Linked DNA regions of Homo sapiens: all the other regions are linked to region 1. A link is a contact called in ENCODE Hi-C or POLR2A ChIA-PET data. All regions are on one chromosome and are shown on one strand. Each heading gives the region's core, a stretch centred on a gene start or an enhancer-like site at or near the end of the contact. The rest is flanking DNA. Distances are from core to core; before and after follow the strand shown.

Region 1 (6,431 bases), core at 1,998-4,497:
CATCTCAAAAAAAAAAAAAAGAAACTAAGTACAACAAAAACTTTATTTGGGGCTGTTTGGAACCAGTCAACCTACTCCCAGTGCTTTGTATAGCAGGGACATGGGACAATTAACAGATACTATAGCTCAGGGAAAGATGGCTAAAAAAGTAGTAACTGCTTCCACGAACAAGTCCTTCACTTCTCAGTGTCCCAGTTTTCTCTTATCAAATGGGAAGAAGGCTTCAGGAAATTATACAGCACTTTTGAGACCACCCTATTTACCTAGCGTCATCAATAAACAACTATTAAGAGGTATTTGACTTTCAGCTTTATGCAAGTACTCCAACCATTATTCCAGGGGTAAACTGAAATTCAGAGGTGATCAATTTGATGATGAAGAAGCCAGTATCAGACCCCAAGTTTCCTGCTTATCTGCAAAACTACATTCTGACAGAGCTATTGTCCATGGGAAACAAAATCTGAAGACAGCAGGTTAGCCTTTAGATTACTACTTTTCCTGCCCTATGATTTTGATAGTTTTTAAAGCCACAGTGTCATGGAACCTTCTTTTGGAACACACAAAGTGTGAAAATAAACGGCCTGTCAGTTGAATTTAAGGAAAAAAAGTTTTAAAAAAGGATAAATAGAATGCTTCACTAATTCCTCTTGCAATTATTCAGCATTTTCTTTTTTTTTTTTTTTTTTTTTTTCAGACAGTGTCTCACTCTGTCACCTATACTGGAGTATGGTGGCACAATCTCAGCTCACTGCAACCTCCGCCTCCTGGGCTCAAGGGATTCTTCTGCTTCCGCCTCCCGAGAAGCTAGGACTACAGGCATGCCATAGCAGCCAGCCGGCTAATTTTTGTATTTTTAGTAGAGATGGGGGGGTTTCACCATGCTGGCAGATTGGTCTCAAACTCCTGACCTCAAGTGATCCACCCGCCTTGACCTCCTGAAGTGCTGGGATTACAGGCATGTGCCACTGCGCCCAGCCTATTTGGCATTTTCAGTGCCTTCTCTTCAGATAGTTCATTGCCTTTAGCCCATTTTGGTTCCAAAAAGTTCAGAGTGCAAGTGATAACTGGACACCATAGAATATGAGACTTTTTTCTCCTTAAAAAACAGTATAATAGGGTGGTTAAGAGTGCTGGCTCGGCTGGGTGCGGTGGCTCACGCCTGTAATCCCAGCATTTTGGGAGGCCAAGGTGGGTGGATCACTTGAGGTCAAGAGTTCGAGACCAGCCTGGCCAACATGGTGAAACACCATCTCTACTAAAAATACAAAAATTAGCTGGGCATGGTGGCAGGTGCATGTAATCCCAGCTACTCAAGAGGCTGAGGCAGGAGAATCACTTGAACCTAGAAGGCAGAGGTCACCGTGAGCCGAGATCGTGCCATTGCACTCCAGCCTGGGGGACAAGAGTGAAACTCCGTGTCAAAAAAAAAAGGTCTCTCAGCTTAGTGCTCGGGCCACCAGATCCTGGCATCATCACTTATTACCAGTATGATCTTGGGAAAGTTACTCAACTTCTTTAAGTTTTAGTTTCATCATTTATAAAGTGACAATAACAGTAAGACCTATTTTGTGGGGTTGTGGTTGGGGTTGTATGAGATGCACATGTAAAAAGCTTGGTATGCAGCATTTACTAAATGTTAGTTCTTATTAATTATCTTGCCTAGCTTGACAGACGGTTATCTGTAACTGCCTACATACAGTCCAATATAAGTGTCAAATCTCCTAAGCAGGACATGGATGTTACTTAGTATCTAGGGCACAGACAAATATCAATGTCCACAAACATGAATCCATCTCAACTCACACTGGCAGCCAATCTGATGAGTGGCGTTGAGCAGGCGAACACAGGGAGCTGTTTTATTTAAGGGGATATATATCTTCCTCTCCACTGAGTTTCCCCTGCACAAACCTGATCGGAAGATAAAAAGTGTTAGAAAAATTTGAGAGACACAGGTACTAGCTTCTATCGTGTCATTAACCTGAAGTATGGCTTGGGTAAATCATTTAATATCATACTTTCTAAAATGAGATTAAAGTCCATTCTTCTGATTTCTTGGGCACACACTTATCGTAACAGATACATGTTCTACATGGCACCCAGCTATGTGCCTCAAAGGGTTATTACAAAGTCCATGTAGCGCCATTGACAGTGACACTAAAAGAGAGAAAACTTGGTCAAAGGAAAGGTGTTTGACCTTAGATTTGCCAGATTCTGGTTGCACAGGTGATCACACTTCTGCTTGTATATCCTGTATGTATATTACTAATTGGTTAATACACAGGTGCTGGGCTAAGAAAACTTTCTGAGGCATTTTTCCAAGAGTGTGAACAGAATTGAGAGAAACCTTATGACATACACGGGTCAGTTAATTTAACATCAGCAGGTCATTTGTGTGCCCACAGTGTGGGGCAGCTGTAGTTTCTCCTTTGAGGATCCTTAAAAACAATGTGAATTGGGGGAAGGCACAGTCATAGTTATATACAGGCATTTGCATTTTAGGGCTTGACCAACTAAAAAGCCATGTATCAGTAAATGAACGCGTATCAGCAAACACTTAAGTACATTATAAATGCCAAAAGTTCCTTGAATTGTTACTTCAGGGTCTTCACAGTTAAGAGTACCCATATCCTACCTTATTCTTGCTTTACTGATTAAAAAAAAAAAAAAAAAAAAAACCTGAGGCAAGGCAGGGGGACACAGACTTAGGATGTAATCAACAGAGGAAGAAATAAGAAATCCACCTTTTAAGCGCCGCACAGCACCCACAGAACAAGATTGCTTTCGTCTCAAAAAGTCTAAACGCGAGGAAGAAAGCTAACTTTCACACCTGTTCCTTTCGACTGTGGGGTGGGTGGCTGGGGTTGTGGGAAAAACGAGACATCTGGACAAAGTGGGAGAGGGTCAGGCTCGAAGTCCAGGAAGAGGCCTAGAGAAGGGAGTGAAGCGACACGACGTGCTGCGGGGGAGAAGGGACCTTCAGGTCCAGGCAAAGGGGGAACTTCTGTCGTGGGAACGAAAAAGAAAGAGGATTTACAGGGTGGGGGGACAGAGGGGCAGCAGGAACCAGAAGGGAGACAGTGGCGGTCGCGGCGGGGCCGATCCGAGAGTTCCCCTTAGAGAACGGAGCTCACGGGCGGGGAGGCCTCACCTGCTAGTAGGACGCAGAAAGACAGAAGGCGAAGGAGACCCCGACTTCCCGGGTCAGCCCCAGAGCCACCCCCTGCCGTAGCCATCTTGCCTCTCTGCTGAGCGGAAGCCCCCGTTCGGCTCCTGTCTGTTAGCGGCCTCTCTAGGCTACCACTGACACCGTCTCTGTGGCCCGGAGCCTAAGAGACCGGAAGTTCGTGTTTCCAGGCGCTTCCGGAAACCGCGGGAGAGGGTCGCTGACGTGGAGGCGTCCGAAGGGCAGCAGGGTGTGTCGGGGCTCGGATTAAGACATCGGAGTCGGAGACCTGAGAGATGTTAACCAAATTCGAGACCAAGAGCGCGCGGGTCAAAGGTAGTGGAGAATAAAAGGGGGAACATGGAGGTTGGATGTCAGGAGCGGCGCTGACACCGGGGAAGAGAAAATGGGTAGAGGTGTTGGTCGAAATGGGCCCACCAGACGGACCCGGAGGAAGACGGAGGGTGGGAGAGAGGTTGGGCCTGGCTAGCGGTTCTCCAGTCCCCTCTTCTTTGGTGTGTCCTTGGGCTTCGATTTACCTATAAAGTGGCTCCCACACTGCAGGGGATTCCTTAGACCCCCTCCCTATTCTTTCTTCCCCCTTTCTCTCTTGGCTGTGCTCCCGATTTGTGTTGTTCTGCTCCAAAGGCCCTGTGATCTGTTGGCTTTTTGATGACTGTGTTATATGGAGTGGCCCTGGGAACTGAGTCTCGATCTCTGTTACTCGCACCCGAGTCAGTAGCCTTTTTGGAGACGAGTAGTGGCAACCTCACTTAAGGAGGCCTTGGCTGCAGCATCTCAACATCAGTGCCTCCATTCGGCTTTATTTACTACCCGGAAATAGTACTTGAGGCTTATAACCCCAATAAAGTCTCAACTTGATAGAGTTGCCAGATAAAATGCAGGATACCCAGTTAAATTTGAATTTCAGGTAAACAATGAATAGTTTTTTAGTCTGTCGTTGCTTACCAGAAGTTCAAATTTATCTGGAAATCTCGTATTTTTATTTGCTAAGTACGGCAGCTCTAGAGCTCGAGTGTGGGTCGTTGGGGGTGGAGGGCAAATACTGAGATCGCAGTATTAGCCTCAGAACGTTAGAATGTGAAAGTCAGAGAAGTAAGGTCTCCGAAGACCTGGAAAAAATAGTATCTAGAATATTTAGTGAGATGCAGCGTAACAAAGTGGTTAGGAACTTGGTCTTTGAAGTCAGATGGGCTTGCCTTGGAATCCTGAGACATCCACTAACAAGCTGTGACTTGGATGACTTACTTAATGTCTCTAAGTCTGTATTTCCTCATCTGTAAAATCGTCTTTTATAGAGAGTATTAAAATGAGAAAGTATATGGAGTGTATTTATTACAGCGCCTGGTGTAGACTCAGTAGCTCAAAAACTGGAGGTTGTTATCAATGTGTGAATATATTCTGAGCAGTTTCTAAGTCTCTTGGGAAACTTGACCTTGAAAGATGGGTACCATTAAGAATTTCTGAGACCTGTATAGGTGAAATGTGAAATGGGTCTTCATAATCTTTCAGTTTTCTTTTCTGCTCCTAATTTCTTGCTGGGCAGTACAGAAGGAAAAACAAAGATGTCATAATATTTGAGGGCAAACATCCATTGTTGAGTGTACTTATATATCATAATTAAAAAAAAGAACCTAATGGAAAAATAGACAATTTAGAAGAAAAATTGTAAATGTTCAATAAATAATTAAAATAGTTCCACCTCACTAGTAATGAAAGAAATGCAAGAAAAAAAAAGTTAAGTTACTTTTTTGGGGGGAGGGTCTTAGATTTATAAAACAAAACAACAAATAGCTGATAGCAGCCTGTGTGCAAAATGGGCACCTCCATAAACTTCATGAGACTGTATATTGATACAGTGTTTTTACATTTAAACTATATGTACTAAAATGTTAAGTGCACATATTCTATTCCTGAGCAATCTCACAGGTCTTTAGCCTAGGGCAGTAATAATGCAAATAGGCTAGATTATGTGTAGAAGTATCTTCAGTAGGCTCTTCTGATAGCCAAAAATTGGCGGACAAAATGCCTGTTAGAATAATATAAGTGTAGTACATTTGTCCCTTGTAGTTAAAAAGAATGAGGTTATGTTTATATGTACTTCCATGAGATCCATATTATATAGTTAAGTGAGGAAGAAGTTTGCAGAACAACATCATAACGTGATCCCCACTTTCATAAAATACTAAAGCCTATGTCTATGTGTAACTGCATTAAAAATCTGAAAGGATACACTTCAAACTGTTAGTAGTTGTTACCTCTGGGGACTTCCATTTCCAGTCATGATAGAATAACAAGAGCCAGATTTACCTTCCCACCTTAACTATACAACTGAACAAAATGTATGAAACAAAGGTTCATACATTGCTCACAGATGTTGGGCAACAGGCAGTGCAGGAAAATAATTCTCCAGAGAAGGCAAATAAACAAGGTGAGTCCTGTGATTGTCGTAGATTACTGCCTAGAGAGTTTTTAGGCTTCAGTGAAGAGGGGAATCCCTTGGTCTTTCTGAGGAGACATAAATTTAGAGTGTGGGGAAGCAAAGATGGCTAGATTTTGTTGGGCAAAATACCGGAGAAGAGGGGGCTGCAGAGAGAGAGCACTAGAGATCTGCAGGATGTCTTCTCAGGTCTTTGTTTGAGTACTGATCTGCATGTGAGAAAACTATTCAAAACCTGAAAAAGGACCACTGGAAAGGAGAAGGCAGAGCAATCCCCAGAGTTCACACTAGTGAACTGGGACTAGTTTGTGTTCCTACTTGCCAGAAAGGAAAGACTTCCTAATATTACAGGGCTTCAAATAGAGACCTCAGATGGCTATTGCTTTAATAGTGGTTCCAGATTAAGCCTAGAATGAAGGCTGCTGTAGCCCCTCTGTAATAAAACCTAAAAGCAAGCCTTGAAAGGATCAACTGATTCCAAGTAACTTAATTGTATCCTAGAGCAAAGCCCAAGAATATGTAAAGGAATATGACAAAAATCTAGTACCAAACATAAAATTCACGATGTCTGGCATCCAGTAAAAAATCATCAAGCATGTCGAATGAATGAACCTAGGATTAACCTTGATGTTTCTTTTTCTTATCAGAATTGACAGAAGGTGACATCATGGGGCTTAGTTAGCTCATTGTATCATTTTCTATTTTTTTCAGGGCTCAGCTTTCACCCCAAAAGACCTTGGATCCTGACTAGTTTACATAATGGGGTCATCCAGTTATGGGACTATCGGATGTGCACTCTCATTGACA
Region 2 (3,276 bases), core at 550-3,049, 820 kb before region 1:
TGGCAGGAAAGCACAGAGGAACATGGGCATGAAGGCCATGTGTGTGGCAAGTCCTCACCATCTTGTCATCAGAGTAGAAAGGCTCAGAGGACCGGGCGGATATCATGTGGAAGGAGCCATGGGAAGCAGGGGGCTCTGTCCGTATGCTGAACAGGGTAGGGGGTCCAGGAAAGCCCCCTAGGCGGCGGAGAGAAGTGCTACGTCTCAAAGTGGGTGGCTCAGGCCGGAGGGCCAAGCGGCTCAGTGCAGCCCCAAGCTCTCCGGTGCCACGGTGCCCTCCCAAGGCAATCCCCATTGGACGCAAGTCCCCACTGCTCACAGACTTGGAACGGGCTAAGTTGGTCCGAGATGGGAGAGGCAAAGCCACTGTTGGGGGTGGTGAGCCAGGCAGGGGAACCCCATGATCTGCTCGAAGGGGGCCTCTGGGACGAGGGCCTGAGGTCCGTCCCCGTCCCAGCTCCAGTTTCTTGAGCCGTTCATCAGGCAGACCTGGCCGGGGAGGCAGAGGTCGTAACATGGGGTTTGGCCCAGAGGCTGGGTTTCTGCGCTCCTTGCTGCGGGCCCTGGGGGCAAATGGTAGCTTGGATCCCACTCGGGGCTGGATATTAACAGGTGGCTCTCGGGTACGGCCCAGGCGGTGCTCAGAGGCCTGGGGCATTGTGGACACCACAGGCTGGACCTGGGAGGAGAAGAGAGTGTCAGCATTTGAATATGGGGGGAAATGGGAACCCAGGCTGCTGTACTGAACCCTGCCACACTAATTTTCCCTTATTGCTTTGCCCCATTCCATACCCACAATCTTGCTGTCCTCTCATTTCCACATTAGGTGGTTGGCTCAGTCATCACCACTACCACATCAACGAAAGTGGGGAGCAGTATACGCACTGAGGGCAGGAACCAGATCTATCGAATCAGCCATCGTATCCCCAGTACCTGGCATCGTGTTTGGTACAAAGTAAATACTTAGTATCTATTGGGTAAACAAATGAATGAAAGATAAGCAGCCCATGGCTTTGACCCTTTCTATACTCCCGACCCCTCCCTGCAGAACACATCTTTACTGAAAAGCCAGTGATAACTCCTATCTCGGCTCTAACGTAACATGGGACCCCATACCCGGCTAGTAAAGTAGGATGTGCCTCGGGTCACTTAAGACCCTAGCCAAATGGTAGTGTAGATGCAAGAATAACAGCCCAAAAGACAGCCCTCCATCCTCGAATCCCTGCCTCTCTGGGCTGCAAATGAAGCAGACTATATGGGTGACTTACGATCCATTCCCTCCCCCACCTCCGACCTCCGACATGGTGTCGAGGTTCAGAAAGCAGTAGTCGGGGATGGAGGACGAACAACTCCTTGACCCTTAATCTCTGCACTTCTCCCACCACAGCAGGGCTTTAGCCGGGTCCGCCCCCCTCGAGGGCAGAAAGGCCGAGACCGCTGATTGGCTACGGAATCCGGCGGCGTATTCCCCGCGGTCCAGGGATGCTGTCCCTCCAGCCCAGTTCTCCCAGGCCCCGCCGGGCCCCACGCGCCTTTGTGGAGAGTGTCCTCTCGGGTCTGGAGCAGTCTTCCCTCTGCGCCCCCCCACACCCCGCCATGCCATAACGCCCCGGCCCGTACCTGTCCCCCAGTGAGGCGGCGGGAGAGGCCAGCCAGGGCCAGGCCCCAGTTCAGGGCCACCCCCTACTACCCCCGTGCAGCCCCCCCGTGGGCCCGGCTGCAGCTTTAGCCGCAGCCGTTGCCCAGATCGCTCCCGCCGCAGGGGCCGCCGCCATCTTTGTTGGTCCCGCCCGGCCACCGGCCACCGGCTTCACCGTCTCTCAAAGCGCCTGCGCATCCACACCCGAACTCCTCCCACCGGTCCCTTGGCGCTTGCGTGAGCCCGCCCCCACGGCTCCGCGATCGACACCATGGAAACGCAGCCAAGTTTAGGGTCGCTGGTTCTCAACGCTGCCCAGAGAGGTCTTTAATCCATGACTCCAAAGCAAGTCCCTGAGGTATAGGGTGCCGTCGCCCCATCCTATAGCCCATAGGGATGGAGATCTGACAGTCGTAGTATGGCCGCGAGGCTTACAGCACAGATCCTTCCCAAACAGCAGGGGCGCAAGTATGGCAAACTGCAGGCCTGGGTCCAGCCCGCAGACCAGTGGAGAAGCATCTAGCACTTCACAGAGGGCTGGGAAGATCCCTGGAGGGCGGGAAGTGCTGGTCCGGCAAAACCACTTCTTGCAGGCTAACACGGTAGGGCAAAGCATGGCTCACCACTAAAGGACAAAGGTAGATCTGAGCAGCAGGGGGAACAGTCAACATTTCATTCCCACTCCTGACCAGAGCATCCCCTATTTCCGACTCTTTCCCAACCCAACCCGGCGTAGCTGTTCATGTGCCTCAGGTTTCAGCCCACTTGCCCTCTGTTAACAGCTCCCAATGAGAACCACAGGCTACCAGAGGAAGCAGCTTTTATTGATGGGTTATCTCCAGAAACCAGAAAGACTATATGTACTCACTTTCAGTTACCCCCGTGCCTCCAGAATCGCATGTTGCTCCACCTGGGGGCGGATATAAATTACCTCTAGATTGTCCAAAGCCCAGTCTTTCCCTTCCCTGTGCAGCCTTAGAAACTAAGTAGCAGTACTGTTTGGTGTGTGTTTGTTTCTTCCCCAGCAATGCCTACTGCAGCTACTTAGTAACAACTAGAGGTGGAGGGTGTCCGGGGAAGCAGTTAGATGAGTTAAGTGTGATGCACAGGAAAATAGTATCGTAGCCTATCAAAGGTCCCTCTGCCCTGCCTCAGTGGCTTGATTCTTCATTGGTTGCATTTCTCTTTGTGTTGGATGACGCCCTTCTGAATCAGATCAGGGATTTCCACTGCCAGCCATGGACCCAGCTGCAATACAAGGAAAATCCTGTGAGATTACTACCAGTCAATGCTTCTTGTTCCATTAGAAGCTCCTTCCTGGAGACAGATTCTGGGGGAACATGCTTAAGGGACATCACTGTTATTCCTTTTATTCTTAGCTGCTTTTCTTGTACTGCTCAGGGCCTAAGTCCCTCTTTCTCCTTTTATGCCAAATACACAAAACTTACCCCCAGAGCCATGAGATGAGCTAGTCCAAATTTGGGCACATTCCTGGCCCACAAAGGTTTGAAATGATCCGTCAGGCATATTTTGCCACCCCTATGAGAGGGACATGAAGAAGGTGTTGACATGCAAAGTTTACCATAAAGCACAGCAGCCTCTTGGGGGCATAGGAAGACTACTAGTGATCAGAATTG
Region 3 (6,521 bases), core at 631-3,130, 730 kb before region 1:
GCCTCCCTAGTAGCTGGGACTTTAAGTGTACACCACTGTGCCTGCTTTGAATCCTTTACGAAGAGAAAAAAAAAATTAAAGAAAGCCTTTAGATTTATCCAATGTTTACTACTGGGATTGCTTAAAGTGAGGCCCCTCCAACACCAGGGGGTTAATTCCTGTGATTGTGAAAGGGGCTACTTCCAAGGCATCTTCATGCAGGCAGCCCCTTGGGAGGGCACCTGAGAGCTGGTAGAGTCTGAAATTAGGGATGTGAGCCTCGTGGTTACTGAGTAAGGTAAAATTGCATCCACCATTGTTTGTGATACCTTAGGGAATTGCTTGGACCTGGTGACAAGGGCTCCTGTTCAATAGTGGTGTTGGGGAGAGAGAGAGCAGTGATTATAGACCGAGAGAGTAGGAGTTGAGGTGAGGTGAAGGAGGTGCTGGGGGTGAGAATGTCGCCTTTCCCCCTGGGTTTTGGATCACTAATTCAAGGCTCTTCTGGATGTTTCTCTGGGTTGGGGCTGGAGTTCAATGAGGTTTATTTTTAGCTGGCCCACCCAGATACACTCAGCCAGAATACCTAGATTTAGTACCCAAACTCTTCTTAGTCTGAAATCTGCTGGATTTCTGGCCTAAGGGAGAGGCTCCCATCCTTCGTTCCCCAGCCAGCCTAGGACTTCGAATGTGGAGCCTGAAGATCTAAGATCCTAACATGTACATTTTATGTAAATATGTGCATATTTGTACATAAAATGATATTCTGTTTTTAAATAAACAGACAAAACTTGTTCTGTCTGGCTCCTGTCTTGCCCCTTGAACTGTGTAAGCTCTGAGTCACATACTCTCTGTCTCGGTACCATCCTTCCTGTAGTCCCAAGTAGGGGAAGACTTAGGATGCCTGTAGCTGGGAGGGAAGGGAAAGAATTGGCCTCCACAAGGCCTTTGGCCATCTCTGAGAGTCCCCTGGTAGGAAAGTGAAGCTAAGAACCCTTTCGAGGATGGCCAGTACCTTAGTTTGCAAAGTGTTTTAAATTCCTTTTTTTTTTTTTTTTGAGATGAAGTCTCACTTTGTCACCCAGGCTGGAGTGCAGTGGCACTATCTCAGCTCACTGCAACCTCCGACTCCCAGGTTCAAGCGATTCTCTCACCTCAGCCTCCCGTATAGCTGGGATTACAGGCACCCGTCACCATGCTCAGTTAGTTTTTGTATTTTTAGTAGAGACAGGGTTTCACCATGTTGGCCAAGCTGGTCTCGAACTCCTGACCTCAGGTGATTCACCCGCCTCAGCCTCCCAAAGTGCTGGGATTACAGGCGTGAGCCACTGCGCCCAGCCTGAATTCCTTATTGTACTGGAGACTCAACAACAGCTATGTGAAATAGGCAGCAGTGTACCCTTTTTTACAGGTAAAGAAACTGAAACTCAAGTTAAATGAGTTTTACAGACTCTTAGAGGTGGGAGGATTTAAAGGTCCTCTAGTCTGCTCCCTTCATTTTCCTAGGTTTGGAAACTGAGGCTCAGTGAAGTAATGCGATTTGACTGAGGTGCTAGATCCATCAGAGGCAGAACCCAGGCATCCTCCCTTGTGAGTGTGCTTTTTACAGCCCTGTGTCAACTTGCTCCCAGGCAAGCCCCAGGTCTCTACCTTGGACCCAAGAATTCTGGTCTCTAAGGGAGTTGGTCACCTGCTCACACCACAGACGCCATCACCCCACCCCAGGGCTCTGACATCACCTCCCCTGACCAATGAATGAAGTCCAAGCAAAGGGTGAGGATGTGAATGTCAGCTACCTCCCCCACCCTAGGCCCTGTGGTTGCAAAGATGCTCTAACAGGAAGTGGGTTAAGGAGCTGCACTGCTTCCTGCCCCCTAAAGCTGAGCGGGGCGAGGAGGGCGAGTGCCAGGCTGGGCCACGAGACACAGGACACAATTTCTTGCCAGGGTCCTGGTAGCTTCCTCTTCAACAGCCACTTCCGTGTGGCCGGGGCCCCAGGGGCAGGAGCTGCTGCCCGTTGCCCAGGCCACCCTCCACCCCCAATTGGGAGCCCTGCCCCCCTGGGGCCGGGCCAAGCCCAGCAGCTGGCTGGGATCCCATGGGGGACTGGTAGGGCACAGGTCTTGGGGGATAGAGGTGACCGGGCCAGTGCCCTGGGGCTCTGGCCATGAAGTCTCGGCAGAAAGGAAAGAAGAAGGGCAGCGCAAAGGAGCGGGTTTTTGGGTGCGACTTGCAGGAGCACCTGCAGCACTCAGGCCAGGAGGGTAAGGAGGCCGGCTCAGCTTCTGCAGGGTGGGTGGGGAGGCACTGGGCATCTGCAGCCCGATCCAGCCTGAAGGGCAGAAGCAGTTTCCGGTGCTCCTGGGGAAGGGGCAGTGGCCTGGGGTCACCATTCAAGAGAACTGTAAGTGGGCAAGACAGGAAATGTGGCTCAGTGAAGAAGGCAGGGCGGCTCCCTTGTGTAACTTTCTGGGGATGGGGTGGCTGAGGGGATGAGAATGTGAGTACCCAGGTAGCAGTGAGGGGGAGGATGGAGAGACTGGAAACCGAGGAGGAGTGGATGAAACAGCGGGCAGGTGACTGGGAACAGGAGAGGGAGGGTGAGGCGACAGGGTCAGGAGAGGAGTGGCTGAAGGGGAAATGATTATCCTTAGGTCTGAATGAAAGGAGACAGGGAAATGGCCCCAGAAGGGTCTCAAGATGGCCCTTGAGGCGGGTGGTTTCCTGGCTGGAGAACACCCAAGGACAAGGTCATGGGCTCTGTTCCCACTGCAGCCTTGCTGGGCCGCAGGGGATGATGTCGGGCTGGAAACAACCTCTGCCCCTAGTCTTTGTGATTCTCTTGTTGTCCCTGTGCAAAAGAGAAACAGGTTCAAAGTGGGGGGCAAGGGGAGAAGCTGCTGAAATGGGGAAGAATGAAAGAGAGGGTGTGAGGCCTGGCTTGAAGCTGGAGGTGGAGGGTGCAAAGGAGGGTGGGTGTGGAGCTGTCTGTGGAGCTCACCCAGCTCCCTCCCTGGGTTACCTTAGAGTGGGCTTTGAAGCCAGAAGGACCAGGGACAATATCAGGTTCACAACGGGGCCTGGCATGGAGCAGCCACTCAAAATCATTTCTTGATTCAATTTGAAATTGAACCCAGGCACCCTGGCTGCCCAGCCCAGCTTGTTTTTGGCACTTCAAGCTCCTCCTAGAGAAAGGCATAATTCTTTCCCCACTCCACCCCATTCCACCCCACCCCAATCTGTCATTTCCTCTTTGTCCCCTCCTCTGCTCTGGGCTGTGGTGCTTGCAGCGGAGGGAGGGTGATGGTGGTTCCCAGATCATTTCCTGCTCTTAGCCCCGCCCCTGCGTCCCCAGACACCTCCTTCCCCTTTTCTCCTCCAGTGAGAGGACCCCTATCCCCATTGCCCTTGGTTAAGGGAAAGCCCAGACCCCAAGGAAGAGTGTTAAACAGCTGAAGCGAGCTTATTTGAGCCTTCCTCTTCTCACTGGGCAGAGTGGAGGTGGCACAGCCATCAGTGCAGGGCTTACTCCTTTCTAAGGGACTCCTCTCAAGAGCTATGATTCTTAGCCAAGGATTATGAGATTTAATTGGGGATGATGTGCTCCTCCCAGCTCAATGCAAACCCTCAGTTCAGCCTTTCCTGGTACTGCCCTTTTTTGTGGTCCACCAACCAATTTTATCTTGAAACACTGAACCCACAGCCAGCCCAGACCCTGCTCCTATAACCCTCCCGGCCTCTTCCTGGATTCCTAGCAGGGAAGGGGCACACTCTCTAGAGGGGACAGACAGATCTGATTGCTGAATCCTGATCCTAGGTGAATCCGAGAGCAGGAGACCAGAACCTCACAGAACCCAAGGGTGGGTTGATCTTGGGCACCAGAGTAGCAGTGGTGGCTCCTTCCCTATCCCTCAGGTCTTCCTGGTACAGAGAGGTGGAAAGTGGAAGGAAGGACAGAGAGAGGCTGGTGATGGTTCCTCTCTTTAATCCAACATCCACAAAAAAATGAGAGCAGAGAGATCTTTGTTTTCGCTTAATTTATCCTCCCTGATCACGTTGGTCTCCCCCATCCCCACAGCCTTGCTCCATCTCAGCCCTCTCTCCAGCTCTTTGCCCCCACATGGGTCTCTTCCTTCCTTAAGCCCTGTATATACTGAATTCTTTCTTTTCCTAATCTTTGATAGATTGTTCAGGTTTCTTTCTTTCTTTCTTTCTTTCTTTTTTGAGATGGAGTCTTGCTCTGTCCCAGGCTGGAGTGTAGTGGGGTGATCTCGGCTCACTGCAACCTCTGCCTCCCAGGTTCAAGCAGTTCTCCTGCCTCAGCCTCCAGAGTAGCTGGGATTACAGGCAGGCACCACCACACCCAGCTAATTTTTGTATTTTTAGTAGAGACAGGGTTTCACCATGTTGGCCAGGCTGGTCTCGAACACTGACCTCATGATCCACCCGCCTCGGCCTCCCAAAGTGCTGGGATTACAGGCGTGAGCCACCGCACCTGGCCGATTGTTCAGGTTTCTAATTCTCAGGTCCCTAAGCTTTTGGCCTTCCTCCCTGACCCTACTCTTATTTCCTCGATGTCTCCATCCCTTTGACTTCATCGCTCCAATCCTGTCTGTAGGTTTTATCTCTGATCTCATCTCTCTGATCTCTATCTCCCTAACTCCCCCATCTCTGTGACCCTGTTGTCTCTTCCCCCATCTCCTTGACCCAGTTCTTCTATGGCTGTGACTCCTTAGGCTTTTGAGTGTCCCCTTTAAAGGACTCTGGAGGTTCAAAATCAGCAGAGAAGGATAGGATAGAGAAGACCTGGTTTGTATGCTGCTCATGTGACAAAAACCTGGTGGTTTAGGTGACAGCAGACTATTTATGAGTCAAAAGAGTTGGCTTAGCATTAGGCACCCGAGAGTACAGCAGCAGCTCAGACAAGGAGGGGCCTGCCCTATCTCTGCATTCAATGCTGGGAACCTGAGGTCAGTGGGATCCTAGAAAATGGGAGTAGGTACTGAAACGATGGATGGTGAACTGTAGGACTGAGACTAAGACGAGGCAAGAGACATGACTAGGGTGCAAAATTTAAGGAAGCACTCACTTTCAGTGTCGTACAATTGCCCTAGGTGCCTTTTTTTTTTTTTTTTTTTTTTTTTTTTGAGATGCAGTCTTGCTCTGTCACCCAGGCTGGAGTGCAGCACAACCATCTTGGCTTACTGCAACCTCGACCTCCAGGGTTCAAGCAATTCTCCCTGCCTCAGCCTCTCGAGTAGCTGGGACTACAGGCACCACCACGCCTGGCTAATTTTTGTACTTTTTAGTGGAGACGGGGTTTTGCCATGTTGGCCAGGCTAGTCTTGAACTCCTGAGCTCAGGTGATCCACTCGCCTCGGCCTCCCAAAGTGCTGGGATTACAGGTGTGAGCCACCACACCAGGCCCCTAGATGCCTCATTCTCAAGGAGGTACTCAAGACCGTGCATGGGCATGGTTGGCATCTCCATGGCCCTGAGAATAAGTGCTTCCTTAAATTTTGCACACTAGATGCTTCCCTAATCCCACCCAACTCCTGGCTGTGGTGTGCAGGAGGATGAAGGGTCTGAAAGCCAGGTCGTATGAGGAGAGTTGAAAGATTTTGGTTGGCTGAGCATGGTGGCTCACGCCTGTAATCCCAGCACTTTGGGAGGCCAAGGCGGGTGGATCACTTGAGGTCAGGAGTTTGAGGCCAGCCTGGCCAACATGGTGAGATTCCGTCTCTACTAAAAATACAAAAATTAGCTGGACATGGTGGTGTGCGCCTGTAGTCCCAGCTACTCGGGAGGCTGAGGCTTCAGTGAGCCAAGACTGCACCACTGCACTCCAGCCTGGGCAACAAAGTGAGACTCTGTCTCAAATAAATAAATAAATAAATAAATAAATAAATAAATAAATAAATAAGGGGCCGGGTGCAGTGGCTCACGCCTGTAATCCCAACACTTTGGGAAGCCAAGGTGGGTGGATCACCTGAGGTCGGGAGTTTGAGACCAGCCTGACCAACATGGAGAAACTCTGTCTCTACTAGAAATATAAAAATTAGCCGGGCAGAGTGGTGGGTGCCTGTAATCCTAGCTACTTGGGAGGCTGAGGCAGGAGAATCTCTTGAATCTGGGAGGCGGAGGTTGCAGTGAACTGAGATCGCGCCATTGCACTCTCCAGCCTGGGCAACAAGAGTGAAACTCCGTCTCAGAAAAAAAAAGAAAAGAAAAAAGAAAAAAGAAAAAGAAAAAAGAAAAAGGAAAGATTGGGATTGATGAATTTATTGATTATTTTCTTCATTCCATATTTCTGTCATACTTTATTCAACAAAGAGCTTGGAATGACTTTCAAAACCTAAAACTTTACAAAAAATTAGAATAAATGATTGAAGGAATTGGGTTGAAGGAAAAACAAGAGGAAGAGAAAGATCAGCACCCAGAAATGCATATTACATTGTTCTGTATGGTTCTTAGAGGTGGGCTCTGAGCTTCCTAGTGGTTAAAGAGGTAAACATAGGCCAGGCCCAGTGGCTCACGCCTGT
Region 4 (6,564 bases), core at 3,265-5,764, 880 kb before region 1:
CAAAGTAGTAGCTCAGAGGCTCTGGGTAATAGCATTCCTGAGATTGATGACATCCATTACCTCACTAGTCCAACTTCTCCAGACTAACGCAGACTTTTCTCTTCCCTTGGCCTTTCCTCTCCTCGCCATTGGGCCAATTCCTTCGATTTCTCATTTCCCTTGAAGTTAGGGCCATTCACAGTTTCATGGTCAAAGCCAGTTCCAGGTTCAATAGTCTGTGATTTATCCAGGCTCTGAGGTATGCACCGCTTCTGTTTTGCTCGTTCCTCCAAGAGCTAGTTTGGCCAGAAAGGGGATGCTTTATACCATAGAACACATCCACCTTCTAGAACCTGCTCTAGAAGGCCAGGCCCTCAGATTCCACATGGTTGGAGTTCTGGCCAAGTCTGGAGCTTTCTTCACACTCGGCTCTCAGAGCTCTGGGTTCAGAAAAAACTGAGCATGGTGAGAGAAGACAGTGTCAGACCGAGGCCCCCTGGAGGACCTTTGGAACCTCTGATAGTCTGTCATACCAGAGCATGATTTTCTCTAATGTTCAGACCTGGCTTCACTGAGGAATAGTTCAGGGGATCAGGGCCTAGAGACAAGACTCCCAACTGCCTTATTTCCCTCCTGTTTTCCTGGCAACCCCACTACTTCCTCCAAAGGTTTCTGTATGCGAAGTTGCTAGGCCTGCTGGCTGAGCTCCGGAGCATTAATGAGGCCTACGGGTACCAAATCCAGCACATCCAGGGCCTGTCTGCCATGATGCCGCTGCTCCAGGAGATCTGCAGCTGAGGCCATGCTCACTTCCTTCCCCAGCTCACCTGGAACACCCTGGATACACTGGAGTGGGAAAATGCTGGGACCAAAGATTGGGCCGGGTTCAAAGGGAGCCCAGTGGTTGCAATGAAAGACTAAAGCAATAACTGCCTCTTCATGCGGTCATGGGGATAGTGGGGGTGACCATAGGAACAAAGTTGTTCTCTGGAAGCACAGAAGATGGGAAGGAGGAAACCTCAGGGCTAAGAGGTAAAGAAGCTCCTTCTGGGAATGGGTGGGCCCCACTTCCTGAGACCAAACATCTAGCCCTTCAGCCCTACTTTCCCAGCCTTGGGAGGCTCTGGGATGGAAAACAGGATGGTCAGCTAATCCCATGCAGGATTAACCAAAGGGAAAGGAAGAAGGAAGCCTGAGGGCAAGGGGTGCCGGGGGAATTCAGCCATACCCCTTAATCCTTCTCCCTTAGTCCACAGCCACAAGAGCATGGGGAAGGTGATACTGGGGCTGGTAGCAGAGGGGGGATCCTCAAACCTCTGCCTCATCAACTGCCCCTGTGGCAGCTCCAGTTCTGAGGAGGGCATGGTCCTGTCCACCACTCTGCTCCTGGGTCCTAGAGATCACCCAGCAAGGTGGGCTCTGAAGAGGGGCCTAGTCTTTGGCCCTAGGGCACCTGACTCAGAGGTTCCAGCTGCTGTGGGGGCTGGCTCTGGACAACCTCAGCCCACAGTGATGCTGAAGCCACAATGGAATCTGTTGCGCCAGTGATTGAGGAAGGCTCCAAGGGCTAGGGTGACAGGCAGAGGGGGCATCTTCTTCTCCAGCACAGCACCTACACACCAGTTACTATCCACCAAGCCTGTTGGGGGAGAGAATACCCACTAGATTATTTAACAGGGATTGGAGGAAATAGTCACCAGAAGTAAGGTCGAGCTTCCCTCCCTCCTCTGCATCCCCCATTCCTCAGGATAGCCAAATGTCTCCCAATAACCCTCACCTCTAAATACCATGTTGGCCTGGGGCAGAGTCAGGTGGTAACCAAAGGAGAATGTTGTGTCTTGTAGCCTTGTGTTTGCCTCAAACTCCACTCCAACCTGAACCTGAGAACCATGGGCAAGGATGAGAGAGAGATCAGTATCAGTGAAGACCAGAAGGGTCCTGATGGGGAATCAGCAGAATGGAGGCATGCATGTAAATATATACACAGCGTGGTAGGAAGAAAAATAGGTCAGCAGGGCGATAGAGGTCCAGATGAACAGAAGTTCATGACTGACTTGCTGACAAGGAGGGAATGAGATCAGAGGTCTCACCTGTTCATTTGCCCTGTGGTAGTAACTTGCATGGGCCCCGCCTGATCCCACATTCAATGTAGCTACCCAGTGTACAGCTGTAAAATCCAAAGTACAGAGGGGAAGGAGTGTTAACTGTAGTATGACACAGGCCAGGAACCCCAGAAAAGTCCAGAATTGCCCCCCACCACCACCACTACTTCACTTCGCCCCATACCCGAGTACTTCCCAGCCAGTGTCAAGATGGCCCCCTCTTCGCCTGGCCGCCGGTGATAAACTAGCTCTCCTCCCAGCACCAGCCGATGAGTGAGGCTCTGCAGGAAGTGAGCAACCATGATCACTGTGGGGGAATGGGGAGACATGGAGTCAGTCATAGAGACAATATCCAGACCTGCTCCCTCACTCCCAATAACCGCCACCCCAGCCTGCCCAAGAAGTTCCTTTTCTAAACTCCAAACTGTACAGAAGATGAAGAGGCATAGTAACATTAGCAAATGGGCCGCCAAGATAAAAAGAACCCTGTCCCAGTTCCTCACCCGACTCCCCAATCAGGTCAGGATTTCCTAGGGTCAGAGTGGCTGTGTAGTCATCTCCCCGATACTCGCCATCAAACTGCCATGTCAGGAACTTGGCCTGCTGCGTCTGGGTGGCAAGAGCAAGAAGTAAAATCTCCCTCCCTCTTTATGATCATTATAGACTCTGCTCCTCCTTCCAAGCCCTCAGAGCAGGAAACCCGTGGAGGAGAAAGAGGAAGTGCCTCAGGGGATGGAGGCAGGAACTGTGGTCACCTGGAAGACAGCCTTAGCTCGGAGCCGCTCTGCCAAGAGGAGCAAGACCTGGGCGTTCAGGCTGCCACTGCTGTCCATATCCCCTACCACAGTGGGGAACACCTGTGGAAGGGTGTACACAGTAGTAAGGCTGAGCCGGATGGCACCACTCAGCCTAAACCCAAATATAGAACTTCATTAAGAGTGCACAGCGCCCCCTGGTGGAGTCACAAAGACACACTCTGGGCTCTTCACAGAAAATGTTTCTCTACCCTCTCTCATTCAGAAAAGACACAGAGAATCAGGTTACGGCCCATTCCTCCCCATAACACACACAATTCCTCTTCCTCCAGACCTGGGTCCCAGATTGGTTTTTAGGGAGATGACCCAGGTGTGTGGAGCCCTCACCTCAGTGGGACTGAGCTGCCAATCCCCTGCATAGGCCGCATGGAGGTGATATCCCGGCAAGCCCAGGGCACTCATGTGTATAGTGTGCGCCACCTGAGGAAAAGAGGATTCAGTGGAGAAAAGCGCATTCCTGCTCCACTTCAATCCCTCATCCCACCCTTAGTCTTTTCCCCATCCAGAGGGCCTCTCAAGAATCCTAAATATTCCAACATATACAGAGAAGGTCATCGGATTAAAAGCAACAAGTCCCACAGGCACGGAGGTAAAGAGAACCCCACATCCTCCCTCATTTGTCCCACATAGACTGGCTAGGGCTGGAGTACAAAGGAAAGGAGAAGATGATCCAGGGACAGGAAAGGGGGAATAGTAAGGAGGGGCCAGAGAAGTGGGAGCACCTGGAAATGGCTGCTCAGAACCTTGTTGACAACGAGCTTCACTCCCTCCATCTGTGCTGGGAATACATCTGAAGGGGGTAGGGGAAGGGAAGGAATAAGCACAGACAAAGAACCCCTACCCCAAAAGATAGTCTCCCCTTTCAATCCCATAGGGAACACTTTGGAGGAATTAACCTCCTTTCAAGTCCTGCAATGAAATGCTCCACTTCATTTGGGCACCTGATCCTCCCTGAGGCTGCATGACCCAGCTATGATCTCCCCTTTCCTGCTCCCATCGCCGGACATCCGGCATTCAAGACCCTCCACTCCTCTGCCCCTTCATCCTGAGACACCCAAGTGCCAAGTTCTCACCTTTGCATAGACGGTGCAGCTCATCGAAGCTCCCAGGGTTGGGCAGGGGTTCCTCTCGGCGGGGGCTCCGGCGGGGCAAAGTCCCCATTGGTGCCAGGCCCAATGTGTTCCCCATTTTAGTCCAGAGGACTGGGAAGAGCCGAGGTTAGCCTGTGAAAGGACGCTATTGCCCCTTTACCCCCCAACGGGCCCCACCCCCCATTATCCGGCTCCCCAGCCTCAGAAACTTCCACATGGTCCGACGCTACACCTGGAACAGGAAGAGTAGGGAAGGAGAGCACTCATGGAGAGACAACCCTAGGCACACTCCCGCCCCATCTTTGATCTCTCACCCCCACTTGTCACCCTTGTCCTCTCTCCCTTTCTCTGATCCTAGCCCCCACCACAGACTTCACCTAGCTCCCTAGCCTCTCTATTCTTCATTCCCAGGCCCCAAGACCAGGCCCGCAATGGTGCAGTATCCCTTACCATCTCAGACCATCATGCTGCCCCTTTCCCCCCGGCACACCCCGGTCATCTTGATGGGGGCAGCCATCTTGAGTGATGGCAGAACTGCAGCTTCACGCTGCATTCTTAGCGTGGCCGTAAGCGCCATCTTTGAATCTGGCAAAGAAAGCTGTCAAAGACCCAACCCAACCCTGATTGGGCCCCGCCCAATCAATGAAAAAAAAAAAAAAAAAAAAAAGCCTCGCTATTTACCATGGGCCAATGGGAAGGGAGGAAGAAAATGAGTGGCAGGTCTGACGGCCCAAGAGCTTCAACCCTGGAGCTGCAGAGGCGGGCAGGACTTGATTGGTGGCCCCTTAGACTTAAGTGGAAGGCTTTAGATCACTAGGCCTCTCCAAGGTCGGAAAAAAACTTGTGAGCGTACAAGACACTAGAGGGAGCATCTTGTAGCTTGGGCCACTGAAGCTCCTTCCACCCATGTAGTTTCATCCATGAGAAAAGTGGAACTACAGCTTGTAGACTGGCATAGTGTGAAGGGTGGCAGAAAGAACGATTATGAAGACTTCTTTGGAACCCTGGTTCATTTCTATCGCTCCCTTCTCTCCAAAGAACCCATGGGAAATCCTCCTCACAGCCCTCCACAGCACACCTCCAAATGAGTACTACTCATTAAGCGCAGCACTCCCTAGAACAGGGACCCACCCTTCTCTTCTGGAGGTCTACATCTCTCGAAGTCCCCGCTCTTGACCACTTGGTGGAATGGAAACGGGTGTGAGAGTTTGGCGCAGAGGAGTAAGTTCTAGCAGAACTATTCGCTGAAACAGCTGCTTTCTGTATTTAACCCTTCCTTCCCTGAGTCCCAAGGCAGAGTTGGCAAATAAAATCTAGGAATATGGAGCCTGGCCCCCAAAGGCACTCCATCCCAGGACCAGGGACAAGCCAAAGGGCTGACCTCAAGCACTAAGCGCTCCACAGGGGAATAATTGAAAATGGAGTAAGAGTTCTTGGTCTTGGAGGGTGAAGGGTGGGAGGAGGGAGAAGATCAGGAAAAATAACTAATGGATATTAGGCTTAATACCTGGGTGATGAAATAATCTGTACAACAAATCCCCATGACACAAGTTTACGTGTGTAACAAACTTGCATATATAGGCCAGGGGCGGTGGCTGATGCCTGTAATCCTAGCACTTTGGGAGGCCGAGGCGGGCAGATCACCTGAGGTCGGGAGTTCAAGACCAGCCTGACCAACATGGGGAAACCCCGTCTCTACTAAAAGTACAAAATTACCCGGGCGTGGTGGCGCATGTCTGTAATCCCAGCTACTTGGGATGCTGAGGCAGGAGAATCCTTGAACCCGGGAGGTGGAGGTTGCAGTGAGCCGAGATCATGCCATTACGCTCCAGCCTGAGCAACAAGAGCAAAACTCCGTCTCAGGAAAACAAACAAAAAAACCTGCACATATACTTCTGAATTTAAAACAAAAGTTAAAAAACAAAGATTTCTTGGTCTCTGGTCACTACCTCCCTCATCAGCTTTGCGCCTCCACTGTCACCCTCAGGAATGTTCCACATACTCAGCGAGTATGCTTGGGGGGCAAAAGGGTGAAAGATACAAAAGCTTCTGATATCTATTTAACTGATTTCACCCAAATGCTTTGAACCTGGGAATGTACCTCTCCCCCTCCCCCACCCCCAACAGGAGTGAGACAAGGGCCAGGGCTATTGCCCCTGCTGACTCAATATTGGCTAATCACTGCCTAGAACTGATAAGGTGATCAAATGACCAGGTGCCTTCAACCTTTACCCTGGTAGAAGCCTCTTATTCACCTCTTTTCCTGCCAGAGCCCTCCATTGGGAGGGGACGGGCGGAAGCTGTTTTCTGAATTTGTTTTACTGGGGGTAGGGTATGTTCAGTGATCAGCATCCAGGTCATTCTGGGCTCTCCTGTTTTCTCCCCGTCTCATTACACATTAACTCAAAAACGGACAAGATCATTTACACTTGCCCTCTTACCCGACCCTCATTCCCCTAACCCCCATAGCCCTCAACCCTGTCCCTGATTTCAATTCCTTTCTCCTTTCTTCTGCTCCCCAATATCTCTCTGCCAAGTTGCAGTAAAGTGGGATAAGGTTGAGAGATGAGATCTACC

The links. Hi-C counts contacts between places; a loop is a spot of excess contacts on that map. ChIA-PET counts read pairs that join two places held with the same protein, here RNA polymerase II (POLR2A). Pooled maps may share reads with other maps.
Region 2: a map of B cell shows a loop between it and region 1 (4-fold over the local background). The contact joins the promoter of USP21 here to the promoter of NCSTN in region 1. A Hi-C loop is called at or near these places in 5 of 168 maps with a recorded cell type or tissue (B cell, CD4-positive, alpha-beta T cell, CD8-positive, alpha-beta T cell and 2 more) and 8 of 50 pooled maps. POLR2A ChIA-PET finds 5 or more read pairs at or near these places in 1 of 52 experiments (H1).
Region 3: a map of CD4-positive, alpha-beta memory T cell shows a loop between it and region 1 (6-fold over the local background). The contact joins the promoter of ARHGAP30 here to the promoter of NCSTN in region 1. A Hi-C loop is called at or near these places in 1 of 168 maps with a recorded cell type or tissue (CD4-positive, alpha-beta memory T cell), 2 of 37 single-sample maps with no recorded cell type and 6 of 50 pooled maps.
Region 4: a loop to region 1 is called in a pooled map, with 7 times the contacts of the local background. The contact joins the promoter of TOMM40L here to the promoter of NCSTN in region 1. A Hi-C loop is called at or near these places in 7 of 50 pooled maps.

Annotation. Positions count from the first base shown.
Region 1 is chr1:160,340,199-160,346,629 of GRCh38, reverse strand. NCSTN (nicastrin) reads right to left here and starts at 3,247. Exons shown (of 17, transcript NM_015331.3): 1 at 3,149-3,247; 2 at 1,804-1,908. The coding sequence starts at 3,233. It overlaps COPA (coat protein complex I subunit alpha), which reads left to right and starts at 3,380. Exons shown (of 33, transcript NM_004371.4): 1 at 3,380-3,499; 2 at 6,336-6,431. The coding sequence starts at 3,460. RefSeq lists enhancers at 3,178-3,227, 2,500-3,447.
Region 2 is chr1:161,158,023-161,161,298 of GRCh38, reverse strand. USP21 (ubiquitin specific peptidase 21) reads right to left here and starts at 1,799. Exons shown (of 14, transcript NM_001014443.3): 1 at 1,621-1,799; 2 at 793-933; 3 at 59-679. The coding sequence starts at 658. UFC1 (ubiquitin-fold modifier conjugating enzyme 1) reads right to left here. Exons shown (of 6, transcript NM_016406.4): 5 at 3,088-3,178; 6 at 2,443-2,887. The coding sequence ends at 2,807. RefSeq lists a silencer at 1,571-1,720.
Region 3 is chr1:161,065,250-161,071,770 of GRCh38, reverse strand. It overlaps ARHGAP30 (Rho GTPase activating protein 30), which reads left to right and starts at 1,880. Exons shown (of 12, transcript NM_001025598.2): 1 at 1,880-2,243. The coding sequence starts at 2,147. It overlaps NECTIN4 (nectin cell adhesion molecule 4), which reads left to right. Exons shown (of 9, transcript NM_030916.3): 9 at 1-773. RefSeq lists a silencer at 1,995-2,144 and an enhancer at 2,041-2,587.
Region 4 is chr1:161,224,010-161,230,573 of GRCh38, reverse strand. It overlaps TOMM40L (translocase of outer mitochondrial membrane 40 like), which reads right to left and starts at 4,514. Exons shown (of 10, transcript NM_032174.6): 1 at 4,438-4,514; 2 at 3,970-4,219; 3 at 3,619-3,686; 4 at 3,224-3,316; 5 at 2,837-2,938; 6 at 2,585-2,690; 7 at 2,266-2,388; 8 at 2,070-2,146; 9 at 1,757-1,859; 10 at 1-1,618. The coding sequence starts at 4,084. The coding sequence ends at 1,479. MIR5187 (microRNA 5187) reads right to left here and starts at 3,388; the gene lies at 3,313-3,388. NR1I3 (nuclear receptor subfamily 1 group I member 3) reads left to right here. Exons shown (of 9, transcript NM_005122.5): 9 at 648-905. The coding sequence ends at 777. RefSeq lists enhancers at 2,775-2,954, 4,469-4,538, 4,999-5,108.